Linked DNA regions of Homo sapiens: region 2 is linked to region 1. A link is an interaction called in ENCODE POLR2A ChIA-PET data of the cell type or tissue named here. Cell type or tissue: Panc1. All regions are shown on one strand.

Region 1 (2,500 bases):
CAGCCTTGGGAGGGCAGCTGGTGTGTCTGAAATTACAAGACCACCAAGTAAACATGAGTGCCAGAGGCTAGGCATGGTGGCTCACGCCTGTAATCCCAGCACTTTGGGAGGCCGAGCTGGGCAGATCACTTGAGGTCAGGGGTTCAAGACCTGGCCAACATGATGAAACCTCATCTCTACTAAAAATACAAAAATTAGCCAGGCATGGTGACATGTGCCTGTAATCCCAGCTACTCAGATGGCTGAGGAAGAATAGCTTGAAGCCAGCTAGGCGGAGGTTGCAGTGAGCCCAGATCACCCCACTACACTCTAGCCTGGCCAACAGAGTGAGACTCCATCTCAAAAAAAAAAAAAAAAAAAACCATGAGCGCCAGGTGAGGCCGAACAGCTGACGGCTATAAGCACTGTCCATGCCCTGACAACTTCCAAAGTGTGCCTGCAGCCCAGAATTCTCCCCCCAACTCCAGACTTCTCAGACCTTCTTGACACCTCCACTTGCGTGTCTAGGAGACACTTCGATGTGTCCTGAACTCAACCCCTCCACTAACCTACTGCACCCACAGCCGCCCTCATCTCAGATGATGGCAGCTCTGCCTCCAGCTGCTCTGCTCCCAGCCCTCAGAGTCATCCTCAGCTCCCCTCTCACTCTGCCCAGTCCTCTAGCAAGGTCTGTCAGGTCATCTTTAAAACATACCCAGAATCGTCCAGGTGCGGTGGCTCACACCTGTAATCCCAGCACTTTGGGAGGCCAAGGTGGGCGGATCACGGGGTCAGGAGATCAAGACCATCCTGGCTAACATGATGAAACCTCATCTCTACTAAAAATACAAAAAATTAGCCGGGCGTGGTGGCGGGCGCCTGTAGTCCCAGCTACTTGGGAGGCTGAGGCAGGAGAATGGCGTGAACCCGGGAGGCAGAGCTTGCAGTAAGCGGAGATCGTGCCACTGCACTCCAGCCTGGGTGACAGTGCAAGATTCTGTCTCAAAAAAAAAAAAAAAAAAAAAAAAAAAACATACCCAGAACCTGGCTACTGCCCAGATTTCTGCAGCCCTGCCAGGTCCAGACCCCCACCATCTCCCACCTGGATGGGGACAGTGGCCTCCTGACCTGGCTCCCTGCTCCCACCTTGCCCATACACACCCCAAGGGATCCTCCTAACCCTCATCTTCCCCCATCTCACTGTGAGTGAAAGTCAAAGAAATTTCTGACATAAACCCAGAAGGCCCAGCACCGGGCCACTGAGTGCATGGTCTGCAAGGTAAGCACAGTGAAAGTGTTTCAAAAGCTCCTAGCAATGACATCGGCACAACATCTAAACATGGACACAAAAGGACCCGTCTGGATGGACTAGGAATTCAAGGAATGCTCCCAACCAGACAGAGTTGAGAGGCCCTGCCCCACACCTCCTCCAGGCCCACCTCTGCCACGCTCCACCCCCACATACTGGCCATGCTCCGTCACTCATCGCCACCTCACTGGCTGCCTTTTCTCAAACACCCTGAGCACACTCCCACCTCAGGGCCTTTGCACAGCTGCCCTTCTGCCTGGAAGGCTCTTTCCAACCTCCACAAGGCTCACCCTCACACTCCTTCAATCCTTGATCCATTCATACTGCAAGCCACCCTCTCTTACCTCCCCAAAGACACTCAAGCAAGACTGTTTTTGTTTTGCTGTTTTCCAGAGCGCTCATTACATAACATGCTGAATAATTTATATTGTGTTTTTCTTTCCCATTACCATATAAGCTCCACGAGGGCAAGGGGCTCTGTTCTGTGCTCAGTGCCTGGTGCCCCATGGGAACTCAATAAATACAGAGCAGAGGGCAGGTAGACCAGGCTTCAAAAGGAAAGCCCAGAGCTGTGCCTGCAGGCAGACGTCAGCAGGCCTGGGAAGGTCTGGAATGCTTCCGCCGGAACAGGAGGACCCCCAGACTGAGGGCAGGGGACACAGCTGGTGGAAGCAACTGAGGTCTGCAACGTCAAAGGCTCTGGGATGGCCCTGCAGGGCCTGGCATCTAAAGGGGCTGAGACTCAGGACCAGGGCATCCTTTATGAAGATGGAGGGTAGGTGAGACTGGGAGATAATGACAGCAGGAAATTGGTCAGAAGGCTGGCACTGAATTGAGGCCATGGAACAAGATGGACAATTCAAGAGACTTCCAAGGTCAGATCTACAGATCTATGTGGGAGGTGAGAGAGAGGGAGGGGCACAGGGAGGATGAGATGACATATGGCACATGAAAGAAAGCTCTCCTCAGACATCCTCATGATTATCGCCAGTCACACAAGAGGCCTTCCCGGCTGTGGCTGCTCTCATGTGAAGAGGGCTTCTGAGCAGTCTGCCTCCTCTGCCTCTGTGGGGTCTGCAGTCCCAAATGCACCCCTCACAAACATCTCTCCTGAATCACAGCCTGCATCTCACCTGACAGTTTTCTGAATGGCCGGCATCATTCTGACCTTCCCACTGCTGATTTCCAAGAAGGTGTGCTCCAAACAAATCC
Region 2 (2,500 bases), 120 kb before region 1:
AGGGTTGTGGTGGAAGACTGATGGCTTGGGAGTGGAGGTCCCTTTGTGCCAACCCAATTTCCATCAGTGCCTCCATGGACAGGCGGAGCTGCTCCCAGAGAGGCCAAGCTCTGCCCGTTCCTCACTGACATGTGTCCTAGGACCTGGGGGCCTCAGAGTGGGGGCAGCAGAGCAATGGTGAGAGAGTCTGAGAGGGAGAAAATCTGAGTGGAATGGACTCCACCACATCCCAGCCATGCAAATGCAAGCAAGTTCCTTCCCCTCTCTGGGCCTCAATTTCCTAACTGTCCCAATGGAGAGGATAGCAATACCCCTCATGGGGCCGTTGGGGTGGCCATCCGAGAGGAGGCGTGTGCAGCTGTCTGCACAGTGCCTGGTGCAAATGCTTGGGAAGAGCCTCTCCCGGCGTTCTACAGCGGGGCTCCCTCCATGAGGTGCTGACTTCAGCCAGGCCCCCAGGGATGATACCCTCCACAACCCCATGCTACAGGGACAGTGAGGAGAAGCCATCAGCCTGTGCTGCAGTTGGGCAGATGGCTCTGGATCTTAGAAGATTCCTTCCGCTCTCTGCTCTGAGCTGGCATCTGCCTCCCTGCAGCACCCACCTGCTTCTTCCTGTCCCTCCCTCCACAGCCTGGCGGATCCAGCCTCAGGCGGACAGCCCTCCCGGCTGGGCTGCCGGGCTCTGTGTTCCAGGACCGGCCATTTCAACTGACCTGCCTGGCCTCACTGCACCCATCCCAGCCTGGAAGGCCCTGCTACTTACCAACTGTTGCCGCTGTTTCCCATGAAGCTCTGTTTTCTCTCCTTGGAGAAAAAAAAAAAAAAAAAAGATTTAGAACATAATCCAGACTTCTATCTTCACCCTGGATTTCCAGGGACCCCTCATCCTCCCCACCCCCGGCCCATCCCCCAGCCCAAGGAGGGCCCTTCCCACCCCACTCTCCTTCCCGATCTTAGGACTGAAGACTTGCCCGTTTGCCAAGCCGATGACAAAAGGAAGTGACTGACAAGGCGGGCCTTGGCATGGGAGGCTGGGATGGGGAGAGGGTCCGGATGCAGAGGGGGAGGCCCCGAGACCTTCAACCAGAGGTAAGGATGCCTTTTCTCCCGGAAAGGCTAGCAGGCTGCGGTAGGTAGAAGGTGAGGTCGGGGGATGGTATCCCCGAGGAGCTGACTCCCGGTCAGAGCTGGAAAAGAAATGTGACAGTCAGGAAAGAGGAGGCTGCTGCTGGACTCACCCCAGGGGGAGGAGACACGGCTGCGGGTAGCAGGGCTCCGAGGAGGGAGGGATGGAGCCCGGCTCAGAATCCCTGGCAGAGGCTGGGATGCAGGCAAGCCGAGGTGGTGAGTCGCCATGGAGACAGAAGGGAAAGATAAGGACAGGGAGGGGGAGGGGGACAGAGAGGGAGAAGGCGTGCGGTGCACCCGCAAACATGGAGGCGCCTCCGGCAGAACCATGGGCCAGCACTGCCTCTACTGGGCCAGCTGAGGTCTCCCCAGGGCCACAGGACAGGGTGGGCAAAGAGAAGAGGTGTGAGAAACAGGAGAGGGTAAGACCAGAGCTGACCCAGAGACAAGGAGTTATTCATCCATTCATCCAATGAACAGTTACTGAGTACCTACTATGTACAGAGCCCCCAAATGCAGACCCTACTTCACATGGCCCTGCACATCCTCCTGCTCTCTCTCAGGTTTATGTCATCGACGCCCAACCCAGCTGCAGCCTTCTTCAGCACTCATGGGCCCTCCGTGTCCTCTGGTGTATTTCCCTCCCAATAGCTTTCACTCTGCCTCAAACTTGAGCAGGATGAAATCTATCAAAACTATGAGCCACCTCTGGACCTTCTAATGGCCTCTTGACTGGGCTCCTTGCCTCCCTTCCACTCCCCAGTGCACAGCCAGCATAGGCTCCCCAAGCACAGATGACCTCACACTGCGCAAACACCTTTTGTGTCTCCCTACTACCATCAGATCAAAATCCAAACTCTCCGGCCTGCGGACTGGGCTGAACCTTCCTTCCACCCTTCTCTCGCCCCACTCTTCCCTGCCTCTGCACCCTGGCTTGGCTGCTCTGCTCCTTCTCATCCCTCCTGGGACACCCTCTTAGGCCCAGTGCAGGTGCTGTGGCCTCCCTAGAGCCTCCTTTCCTCACCCCTCCCAACTGGGTGCGGTCTTGTTCTTGGACAGTTGAGGGCTGGGATATGTGATAGGCTTGGCGCAGCCCAGGCTTCAGAGCCAGGCAGATCTGGGCTTGATTCTCGGCTCAGGGGCTCTGGGACTCCACTGCACCTCTCTGTGCTCTGAGGAGCCACCATTACCTATGTAAAGCCACTAGTCCAGGCACGGGAGTCATTCGTACATCCTATGAGCTAGGATGCAGAAGGGTTGGGGTGAGGTGGGATTCAGAACCTAGAAAAGTTCAGCAGAGACCACCTTCAGCAGGTGGAGACACCCCTGAAGCTGGGGCTGGATCTTGTTCATTTTGGTGTCTGGAGGG

The links. Peaks named below come from ENCODE experiments on the same cell type or tissue, not always from the same donor. Only the 100,000 strongest peaks of a DNase experiment are listed, where the experiment ranks them.
Region 2: POLR2A ChIA-PET joins it to region 1 with 13 read pairs; 2 of 35 experiments call an interaction of 5 or more read pairs at or near these places.

Annotation. Positions count from the first base shown.
Region 1 is chr17:19,287,586-19,290,085 of GRCh38, reverse strand. The region is part of intron 4 of EPN2 (epsin 2); the gene reads right to left. Among named protein-coding and RNA genes, the nearest start is that of EPN2-AS1, 17 kb to the left of the region's middle. RefSeq lists an enhancer at 1-466. In Panc1, no CTCF peak of the experiment used is centred here; no DNase peak of the experiment used is centred here.
Region 2 is chr17:19,409,937-19,412,436 of GRCh38, reverse strand. RNF112 (ring finger protein 112) reads right to left here and starts at 1,205. Exons shown (of 14, transcript NM_007148.5): 1 at 975-1,205; 2 at 767-807. The coding sequence starts at 1,028. In Panc1, no CTCF peak of the experiment used is centred here; no DNase peak of the experiment used is centred here.